Linked DNA regions of Homo sapiens: region 2 is linked to region 1. Evidence: chromatin contacts called from ENCODE Hi-C or POLR2A ChIA-PET data. All regions are on one chromosome and are shown on one strand. Each heading gives the region's core, a stretch centred on a gene start or an enhancer-like site at or near the end of the contact. The rest is flanking DNA. Distances are from core to core; before and after follow the strand shown.

The links. A loop is a pair of places that touch in the nucleus more often than their neighbours do. ChIA-PET counts read pairs that join two places held with the same protein, here RNA polymerase II (POLR2A). Pooled maps may share reads with other maps.
Region 2: a map with no recorded cell type shows a loop between it and region 1 (8-fold over the local background). The contact joins two enhancer-like sites. A Hi-C loop is called at or near these places in 7 of 37 single-sample maps with no recorded cell type and 5 of 50 pooled maps. POLR2A ChIA-PET finds 5 or more read pairs at or near these places in 1 of 52 experiments (OCI-LY7).

Annotation. Positions count from the first base shown.
Region 1 is chr7:116,573,602-116,579,582 of GRCh38, reverse strand. COMETT (cytosolic oncogenic antisense to MET transcript) reads left to right here. Exons shown (of 5, transcript NR_165033.1): 3 at 5,839-5,981. Among named protein-coding and RNA genes, the nearest start is that of CAV1, 52 kb to the right of the region's middle. RefSeq lists a silencer at 1,976-2,115 and an enhancer at 2,254-2,548. Within about 2 kb of position 2,047, at least 6 of the 41 ENCODE cell types and tissues checked have a DNase peak (open chromatin) inside an H3K27ac peak, as active enhancers do.
Region 2 is chr7:117,006,167-117,011,580 of GRCh38, reverse strand. The region is part of intron 1 of ST7 (suppression of tumorigenicity 7); the gene reads right to left. Among named protein-coding and RNA genes, the nearest start is that of MIR6132, 11 kb to the left of the region's middle. RefSeq lists an enhancer at 496-575. Within about 2 kb of position 2,225, at least 2 of the 41 ENCODE cell types and tissues checked have a DNase peak (open chromatin) inside an H3K27ac peak, as active enhancers do.

The DNA.
Region 1 (5,981 bases), core at 798-3,297:
GCAGGAGGTGGGAGGAGGAAGAGGATCAGGAAAAATGTACTAATGGGTACTAGGCTTAATACCAGGCTGATGAAATAACCTGTAAAACAAACCTCCATGACACAAGTTTACCAACGTAACAAACCTGCAGTTGTAACTGTGAACTTAAAATAAAAGTTAAAAAAAATTGCATTAGAACTTTCTTTTACTTTATTTGAGATCCAAAGAAAATTTATCTCCAAATAAATTGTGGTAGTGGTTTATATATTTTTCAAATATTATTTTTTACTAAGAAATATGCTTTACATTGCAACTCAGTATACATACTCTCATAAACATGAAATGTCTTATTAAACTCATCTGATTACCCTTGCTCTCTGTGATCTATATGTTTCTTTCTCCTCTCTTCTCTTTTATTCTTTTCCATTCTATTCAGTTATATTTTTGTTAATAAATGAAAGCCAATTTCACAATTCTAGAATAGGTGCTATGGTCAAAATGTTTGTGTCCCCCTCAGATTCATATGTTGAACTCCTAACCCCCAAGGTGATGATATTAGGAGGTGGGCACTTTGTGAGAAGATTAGTCATGAGGGTAGAACTCTCCTGAATGGGATTAGTGTCCTTATAAAAAAGGCCTTTCTTGTACCCCTTCCTACCACATGAGGACACAGCAGAAAGACCACCTTCTATGAAGAGGCCCATCGCCAGACACTGAATCTGCTGGTGCCTTGATCTTGGACTTCCCAGCCTCCAGAGCTGTGAGCAATGAAGGTCTGCTGTTTATAAGCCAACCAGCTTGTGATATTTTTGTTATAGTAGTTCAAACAGACTAAGACACTAGGTCAGCACTCACAGTTTGAGCAACACTAGATGAAGGAGACACATATTTCACAACAGGTCCGCCAAACAGGATTCTTAAGGAAAGAATGTTCAAAGAGGAGATTTGCAAAACTATTATTTGTTGTCCTTCACAGCTATCATTGCATAGGGCTGATAGCTATGCAGTGACCTTTGTTGTTAGCAACACAATTTATTACCATCCTCTGCTTCTAGAAGAAAGAAAAAAATCGATACATTGCGGGTACTAGGATGTTTAGGCCTCATGTGTGGATTTCTCCAGGTGTCCCCATTCCAGGGAGTAGAAATGCTGTGGGGTCAAATGGAGCAATGAGGTAATTAGAAGATGGGAGGATCTTGAAGGTTTGAAACAGCACTCCGGGGTTTGCACTTGCTGTTAAGAATGGCTCACGTATGTTTTGGTAGTCTGGGAAGACCAGGAGCAGGCTACGCATAAGCGGTGTGCGCACTACAATTTCACACATGTGTGGTTATCTGTAGCTGGCTCTATGGGTTCACCAGAGCCTTATTTGTTTGGCAGACTTAGAGGAAAGACAATGAAGGAATACACTGGACTCTAAGGTTCAGCCCTATATCTGACAAAAGGCAAGAGTTCAAACCTCTTGGCCATCTGGGGGAGAACTCTTCTGAAGAGAAAACAGTATTATTGTATTTTCAAGTAAATTATTTCATATCCTCTAACACTAATAAAGAAATGTGTGTTTGTGTTTTGGAGGACGTCTTAGCGGTGGATAGTTAACTTGTGAAATAGTCGGCTAGGGAATTCATACTTAGGGATCCTCAGCCAGCATTTGAACGACCCTAATCAGCTGTCCTATTATAGCTTTATCTCCAATGAACACAAAAAAGCCTGTTAGTTAGCATAGGGGATGCTAAAATAAGTTTCCATGGATGAAACGAGTGGTGATTAAGATATGTGAATATGCTGGAAATATTATGTAAGCAATTCCTTCCTTCTGTAAACAACAGGGAGTAAGAATCTGGAGAGAGCTCCACAGCCTACCCTCTTCATAGGGCTCTTCTCGGACCAGGGCTTCATTCAATAGCTCAACAGAGAATCCTGTGGCTCAACTTCTGATCAGAAGTTTAGCTGAAACTTTCACCAGAATACTGATACATCTGCTTTGAGTGGCCGTTTCGCGCATGCTGTTGCCTGGGATTTCACTGCTCTTATTGTGTCAGGTTAGCTAGTTGATTTGAGTATTTGAACATGTGGCATCTTTGGTCAAATGTGCTTTCAATATAACTCATCACCCAGTAATGAGATTGTTGGGGAGGAGGATTATAGTTCTCACCTGTTCCTAGCTGCTGGTGGTGATCAATATCTGCCAGAGTAACTTAAAACTCGTGAACAGCCAAATTTGCTTAAGTCAGGTCTATTCACTTGATCTGAGGTAATTGCTTGAGGGTTAGTTAAGGAGAAACACTGGTTTTTGAACACAACCCTGTGAGTGTAACTGGACTTGTCTCCTACTCAGCCCTCGCAGTTCTATGGGGGTGGGGGCTGTGATAAAGGGTGAGTCACAAAGTCACACAGACCTCCCTATGGTCTGTGTAAAAAATGTGGCATGGAAGGCAGCCCTGCACAGTTATTAAGTGGGCAGGATGATTTTTCTTTCAAACACAGGATGTGAGTAATATTACATTTCTTTCCTTTCTCTAAATAAATTTAATATGCTCCAAGCCTCCAATCGGCCTCACTGGTGCGAAGGTCAAGCTTTGTCTGGATGGTTCTCCTCTTGGTGCCATGTGAATGCCCTGTTATTTGATCCCCAAAGATCATAGCTGACATGCTCAGTGTTCAAAGCTGTACTATTCTTTAAGGATGGAGGCTCTGCTGGTGCTGCCATTGTGGGGCACTAGGGTTATTGCCAAGTCTAGGAGCCCAGTGCTCATGTTCCAGCCTCTTTAGGAACACTAGGTGGCTGTTTCTTGCTGAGATCCCATCACATCTTAGGGCGCTGGAAGGGATCAGAGCACAGGCTCCTAGTGCTGTGGAGTCCCCCTACTTTGGTGTCTTATCAATCTTGGATGCTCTCCAAATTACTTTCTGGTCTTGCTTTTTCCATTCCTTCTATTTCTGAAAGAATCCCATATAATCACTCTTCAGGAAGTGATTTAGAAACACAATGTGAACTCTTCTCCTTGGAGTGGTGGCTGGAAAAATAACATGCCAACACTAGCTACAAACACAGTCCCTACAATGTAACCTACTTATGCTGACAGCCACATTCAGTGAGATAGGTGAGAGGAATCGTTGTAGAATTGTCACTGGAAACTGCCCAGTAAGCGAGATATGACCTTCTGAGATATGAAGTGGCAGAGAGAAAAAATGGAAATCTTCTTAGAGTGGAAGAAAATAATTTTTTGGGCACGTGTATGTCTTTAACTGTGCAAGAAAACATATATTCAATTATTTGTTAATAACAGCACCATTACTATGATAATAGTTATTTAAAATAATTTGAAGTAACGTATTTTAATAATAATCTGTATTTGCTTAGCATTAGATGTTTTCATGCCAGTTATCTCATTTGCTTTTGACAACATCCTGGTAAGGAGGCATGGCACATAGGATTTCCCCATTTTGCCACTAAGAAAAGTCAAGCACTTTGCATGTTAATTGAACCTCAAAGCCAATCAGTTAGTAGACAGTTGAGTGTAGCTAGTACCCAAGTCCATTGGTTTTCCACTTGACTACTCTGCCCTAAGCAGTAAGATGTGGAGTGAAAATATGGCTTATAGATGACTTAATCTTAAGTGGTTACTTTGAAGTACATCTTTCAAGTTAGCCATAAAAGACTTTCCTCACAATATCCAATGAATGACCGAATTGCTTTTCCTGTAGACTACCTATTTAAACTCAACTTGGCCAAGTAAATATTGCATGCTTGCAGCACTCTGCAGCTGAAAGCAGTTTGGCGGGAAGTAGGTTTGTGGAGGGATTAGGTATGTGTAGTCATTCATTCATTTATTCATTCATAAACATTAAAATAGCAACTACTGAAAGCCACACATCAGCCTAGATTCCAGTGCTACTCTTTTTTTTTTTTTTGAGATGGGGTCTCGCTCTGTTTCCCACACTGGAGTGCTGTGGTGCGATCATGGCTCACTAGCCTCGACCTCCCAGACCCGGGTGATCCTCCACAGGCCTGTGCCATCACACCTGGATAATTTACTTTTTTTTTTTTTGTAGAAACTGGGTCTTTCTACATTGCCCAGGCTGGTCTTGAAATCTTGGGCTCAAGTGATCCTCCCGTCTTGGCCTTCCAAAATGTTGGGATTATGGGCGTGAGCCACCACACTTGGCGTCCAGTGCTGCTCTGTCTGACATAGTAGCCATGAGCTACAAGGGGTGATTTTAATTGAAATTAAATCAGAAATGCATTTTTTCACCTCACTAGCCATATTTCAAGCACTCAATTGCCGCAAGTGGCCAATGGCTCTTATTGAATAGTGTTTACATAGACTCTTAAAGGAAGAACATTTCTTTAAGAACTTTCCTTTTCCTAGAACAGAAATAAAGCATTTCCCTTATTGCAGAAAGTTCTGTTGGATAGCAGAGCTGCAGAGTTATAAAGATACAAAGGACTAGACTTGGTCCCTCCATTTTGAGAACTTACAATTATTGCATGCCTATGACAGAACTTAGAATACATCATGGAAATTCTATAACAGGGTATCAGTTTTAGTTTAGCAGATTTTTATTATGCCAGTCACTATGCTAAATCCTATAGATACAATGAAAGCTAAAAATTGGTCTCTGAACCCCAGTAGTTTACAGTTCAGTGGAGATAAGAAAAAAGTGCCTCAAGGCCTTAGGGACCAGAGTAATTCTGCCTGGGAAAGTTACAAGAGGAAAACACAGTCATAAGTATTTCTTCTGCCTTCTCTACCAATGTACATGCCTTGTTTTTTTTTTTTTTGAACAACACAGAAAATACTTTAACAACTGTATCATGTAATAAGTAATTATTATAATTTTGCATTGGCATTCTCAAAGCACTGGGCTCCCTTTGCTCTATTTTATAAATGAGCCTGGACCATAGGATGAGAACTGTGACAACTTCTGAATTCACTTGGCAACATTAATCATAGGGCAGGCAATTAGACCTCATGCCAGTGATGTTTCTCAGTGCAGCCTCACTCCCTACCATGGGCAAAGTGAAGAAGACATTTAAATCTCCTAATGGTCCCACAGTTATAAGGGTGCCCAGTAGTGATCTTTTATTGAAACTTCTGGCAGCAGCTGTTTTGTATTGCTTCTACCTTTAGCATATTTCATTTTAATTGCAAAGATAATAAAATAGTTATATCCTTTACAGTAAGATAACTTATTTAATTTGTGAGTAGTGGTTGTATATTAACTGTGTTTTCTGAAACTTGTATGAAAGGGACATCTATTTATTGACTGAATTACGGGGGTGGGGTTCTGTATTGCTATCTGGGGCTGGGGCCAAGGATTTAACCCTCAGGTTCCTTCCTTGCTGGCATTAATGTTGCTGTATAGGCAGGAAGTTGCCCAGGAGTGAAAGCACAATGCTGCTGAGACAGAAGTCTATTTTAAGCTGGTTTATTTCCTCACTTGAGTGACCTTGGATAGATCTGTCTTCTCCCTGTGCCTCTGTCTTTGTCTCTACAATTGATTCAGATGCAGTATTTATTGTGCATGCGATATGGTTTGAAATTTTTGCAGTCTTAATTGTTAACAGGAGACCAGGCAGTCTAAGCTCTCAATTCGGATTTATTTCTTGTTTCACCAGTGGCTCATTAAGTGACCCTAATGGAGGGACCAGTATTCCTGGCACTTTATTCTTCCCATCTGTAAAATGGGGTTATGAGCATGCCTCCCTTCCTATCTCAGGGGAATACAAGAGCATACATATGTGGGAGAATTTGGGGGATTGGAATTTTATGAATATTTAGATTGTAAACAGACATGTTTATTGGTCTGCCTGTCACAATCCTGTCTCAGATTAACTTCCTCTTCCTTCCACAGCCCCTTGACTGGGCAAACTTCAAACAAGTGACTGAGCTCCCTTAGCTGCCACTGATTGGACCAGGATGGACAACAAATGTAGGAGGAGTTCATCTGGATCTAGCCTGAGCCAGTCAGATATCCCCTTTGAATCCATGCCTATA
Region 2 (5,414 bases), core at 976-3,475, 430 kb before region 1:
GGAGTCTAGCCAACACGGCCACTCATTACCTCTCTGATCTAAGATAAATTCTAGAACCCCTGTATGTATCTGTTCCTTCACTGGTAAAATGAGGAGGTGGAACTGGAAAATCCCTAAGATCTAGTCCAACTTTAATAATCTTGGACTCTACTTTAAACCAATTACAGTCAGAGGAGAAAACTCAAGTAACTCCTGCTGATACCTACTCCTTTTCTAGCCCCCACTGTCCCCTCTTCTATCCTGCCAGGGCTTTGGGAACAGCCCCTCCTCAAAGGAGCCAGGATGTATTGTCCTAATTCAGCGTGTTTATGTTGGATGCTGATGTTCTGGGGAGCCTCCTCCTGTTTACAGGGACACTGTTCCTTTCTAGGCAGACCCCCAGTAACTCAGCCTGGTGGTAAGTAGACAGATACACACACACACATTAACACACACACACACACACAAAATACTTAAACTGTTGGAGGATCTGCCTACTAGAGGGTTCATGGCTCATGACCTGGTGGGTCACACCTCTTAGGACAATGTGGCCTGGGTGCCAGCAATAAAGCTTCTGAAGGAGACCATTCTTCCAGGACTTGATTGAGACAGCTGGACACAGAGTGTGAAGCTTTTCATAGAGGACAGCTCAGGGGCTGAGACATAGCTCTCCTCTCTTTCTCTTTCATGGCTTCCCTCCCTGGACTAGTGCCTGCCACGCGAGTCCACGGTCCTCTACCCTCCTCAGAGGAGAACGAGCATGGCTTCCACTTCACTCTTCCCTCTTAAATCAGAAAATCACAGCTTTATCATAATATCTTACATCGCATTTCCAAATTATACAATAACCGACTTTGTTATTACACATGTTTTAAAATACCAGGGTTGGATTATAAATGTTCACTCTATTTTTCTGCATTTCAGAAATGAAAATAGGGGGTTTTCCCTCTAGTCTCAATTCTCACCAACATGTGAGAGCTAAGTCAAAATGCCTTAAGGTTATGTCACATCCCAATTTCACCTTATTACTAAGTCAGAACAAACATTATCTAAGATATCTCATCTTGCTGCTCTCCCAGGCCTCTTACCACCCACTCCAGCCTGCATCTGCATCAGCATTTCCTTTTCATGTTTTGTCATCCTCATTGGCTTTGCTTACTGAGCCCCAAGTCTACCTCATGGCCTATCCCAAAATGTGAGAAGACTCCACTAAAAAAAGGATTATCTGGATGCAGAAGATTCCTAGAGCGTATGCCCAGCTCCTCCCATTACTGGGCTCTACTCCCAAGACCTCAAAATTTAAGTAAGCTAAGACAGATGAGCATCTAGCACTAACCAGATAAAAGAACTACCCTATGAAGTGAGGAGAGAATTCAGCTACTCAACTCAATATCATGACCCAGACCAGTGCTCCACATTCTCCATGGCACTAACCAGACTAGTTACTAGCTACCTAGAACCTAGAACCAAGGCAATGGTTCTGAGAAATTGTCAGTTACTTTCACAGATAACAATCATCCTTATTGAGCACAAAAGCATAATTATGACCAAACGCATGAGTAAAACATAATAAAAGATCTGCTTAACCAAACTCCAAACCTTCAGATAAGGGCTCTTTCTGGATACACAACACCTGTTTGTTGTTATGCTTTAAAAGGATGGTGGCAATAGTGGCAGGATCCCCGGTTCTCAGTGGCTGCAAAGCACAGATCTCTTACATGGTTGTAGGGCCACTCCCTTCTTACAGTGGCCTCAAGAGAACTAAAATCAAGTAACCACAGCTGGAAAAAGGAGGTAAATAACTTTTATAAGAGGTGCTGTGTGGTCTCCCTATCACTGATGTTTTAACTCTATCAGAAGATGACTATAAAAAAGGACATTGGGTTTATGTGTTTAAGGTTAGCCAATTAAAAAAAAATATAGCAATTAATCTTGATGTATAATTAGCAGTCATGAGAAACATTACTAAAGTTACTAAAATGCCTGATAAAAATAAGAAAGATTAAGATTTTCGTCCTACAAATATGAATCCAACAATAAATATGCTTATTCATTTTACATCCTGACAGTGATGGTCATTTTATATACATTTGAATCAAAGCTCTAGTGTAATGATCAGAATCAAACTATAGGTTTGTACAACAAACAGGGAGGTACCCAAGCCAGACATATCCCTCTGTAGAAAAGCTTCTTTAGGCAAACCACAGACCTTCCTGTGTGGTTTTGGTCTGTTCACATGATTGGCAAAAGGAACCACTGGAAAATAAGCAAAGAAAGTCATAAAAAATAGTCATGAATGGACTAGTGTGGGTTGTCCCAGAGGCCAAAAACAAAAAAAAAAAAACAAAAAAAAAGTGGAGAAGTTCTTTAAGGAATTTCTTAGCTGTAGCATACAGCTGCAGTTCTAGGTAAGCAAAGAAGATCACAAATTTCCATGGTACTACAAAACAAATCATTCTCAATGTTTTCTAGCAGGAGCTGGCAAATCCTTTTTATAAAGGGCCAAATAGTAAACAGTTTAGATTTTGTGGGACCATCTGTTCTCTGTCACAACTACTCTATTGTTTCAGTGCAAAAATAGTCATAAACAATACATAAATTAATGTAGCCATGTTCCAATAAAACTTTATTTATAAACTTTGAAATTAAATTTCTTGTAATGTTCACATATCATGACGTATTCTTTTGAAAATTTTTCAGCGATTTAAAAATGTTAAAAAAAAAGTTAGCTTATAAATCTCACAGAAACAGGCAGCCCATGGGCTACAGTTTGCCAAACCCTGTTCAACAATATTTACTGTGGTTGATTTGACCTTTCTCTGCAAGAGCTCTAATCTTCAATTAGGTCTCTGCCATTGACAAGACTCACGAAGATAATGGAATCCATCAACAACTGCCTGATTGCATCAGGGTCAGAAATTCAAGAAAAGTTTCATCCCAATTCCCTTCATTTCTGATGATACTATGAACAATACCTCATTCCCTATCACATTAGAACTGGTGATAAATGCTCAATTTCTGAGAAATTGTCAACTACTTTCCCAGATAAGGAAAACCACATACCTCCAATCCACATACATCTCTAGCCCTTGAAGATTATATAAAAATGGAAATCATGGGCTAAGATTTCCAAGTCTCTTCAATTATATTATAAGCCAGGAAAACTTTCTATAAAACATACTCATAGTGTAGAACACAAGTAATAGCTAGTTTGTCTGAGAAAATCTGACCCTGTTCACCAACAATTGCTGAAAGGGAATTCTTGAGAAACAAGAAACAGACTACAATCCTAACTGCACAGTTAATTAATTTGGTTAGACATTTCACAACAGTATCACTTCATTTATGAAATGAAGAACTTAAAATTATTTCTGAGGTTTTTTTCTAGCTCTAAAATACAACAATTCTGTAATGAGTTACGCTGATCATGATACCTACCTCATTAAGGGTTTCGGCAGATTTCTATTAAAGTTCACATGGATGACTTTTTTTGTCATTAGCCTTCAGATAAGAAGCAGATAATTTCCTCTCTGCTTTTTTGTCTCTGGTTTTTTGAAAGGCTATTGAAAATATATTTCTAATCAAGACAACTGCTACATTCTTAAAATTTTAACACAGATTCTTACAGTTTTAACACAGATATAGGTGATTCTAAGAGAAAATGTAGTGAAGTGTATTACTTGGAAAATGTTTCTAGAGACAGACATTTGTGCCTGTGCAACTATAGACTTCAAATTCATAGAGACAGAAAGTAGAATGGTGATTGCCAGAGGCAGGAGGAAGAAGAAAATGGGGAGTTGTTTAATGGGTACAGAACTTCAGTTTCGTAAAATGAAAAGAATTCTGAAGACTGGTTGCATGGCAATGTGAGCATGAGCTCCTAAGAAGACAGTCAGCCTGTCCTGTGAAGCTTTGAAGCCAGGCATTGACTTCTCTCCAGCTATGAAAGGCCTAGATGGCATCTTCCTCCAATATAACACTGTTTTCACCTACACTGAAAATCTGTTGTTGAGTGTAGCCACCTTCATCAGGTATCTCAGCTAGACCTTCTTGATAATTTGCTGCAGCTTCTACATTAACACTTGTACTTTACCTTGCACTTTTATGTTATGCAGATGGCTTCTTTCACTAAACCAAATAAACCAACCTCTGCTAGCTTCAAAGCGTTCCTCTGCAGCTTCCTCACCTCTCTCAGCCTTCATAGAACCCCTGAAGAAATTAAAGAGAGTTCCTTGCTCTAAATTAGACTTCGGCTTAAGGGAATGTTATGGCTGGTTTGATTTTCTATCAGACCACTCTAACTTTCTCCATATAAGCAATAAAGCTGTTTCATTCTGTTACATTTGTGTGTTCATTGGAGTAGCACTTTACATTTCCTTCAAGAATTTTTCCCTCGCATCCATATCTTGGCTAACTGGCACAAGAGGCCTAGCTTCTGGCCTATGTCAGCTTTTGACATGCCTTCGTCATTAAGCTTAATCATTTCTAGCTTTTGATTTAAAGTGAGAGGCATATGACTCTTCCTTTCACTTGAACACTTATAAGTCACTGTAGGGTTATTAATTGGCCTAATTTCAATATTGTGTCTCAGGGATTAGGAAGGTCGAAAGAGAGGGAGAGAAACTAGAGAAGGGTAGGTCAATGGAGCAGCCAGAACACACACACTTATCAATTAAGCTCTCTGTCTTATATGGATGTGGTTTGCGGCACCCCAAAACAACTACAATACTAACATCAAAGATCACTGATCACAGCTCACCATAACAGATATAATAATGAAAAGGTTTGAAATATTGTAAGAATTACCAAAATGTGAGTCAGAGACATGAAGTGAGCATGTGCCATTGGAAAAATGGCACGACAGATGCTCAATGCAGGGTTGCCACAAACCTTCAATTTATAAGAAGTGCAGTATCTGCAAGGCAGAATAAAGCAAAGTGCATCAAAACAAGGTGTGCCTCTATATGGTTAGGGTCAGAATAACTGGCTAAACTAATTATAAAAGTTTGGTAGGAATTAGGTATATTTCTGTTCTTACATTTGTTGAAAAATATTAACTTTAAATGGCAATTATGCAAAGCTTATACAAATTTTAATTGTGAATAAAAAGACATAAAAATATAAAGAAGGAATAAACATTGTGCTGTTACATCTAATGCCTAGCAATGCTTGTTGAGTCAACAATTGAACTAGCTTGAGTAGAAAGCAACTCCTGAAGTCTAAGAAAGGGTACAAACCATTCAGAATAGGTAGTCATGCTACACTGCTACTGACTGGTGATAGCATTCTGAAAACACAAGGATGGTAAGAAGGAAAGAGTGAACTGTTGAAACTTTAAAGATGGAAGTAAGAGGATGACAGATTCATAACAACTGCTCTCTTTTGAAAGCTTTACTATTTCCAATAAGATATGGACACTGTTCTTTCAAAAGACA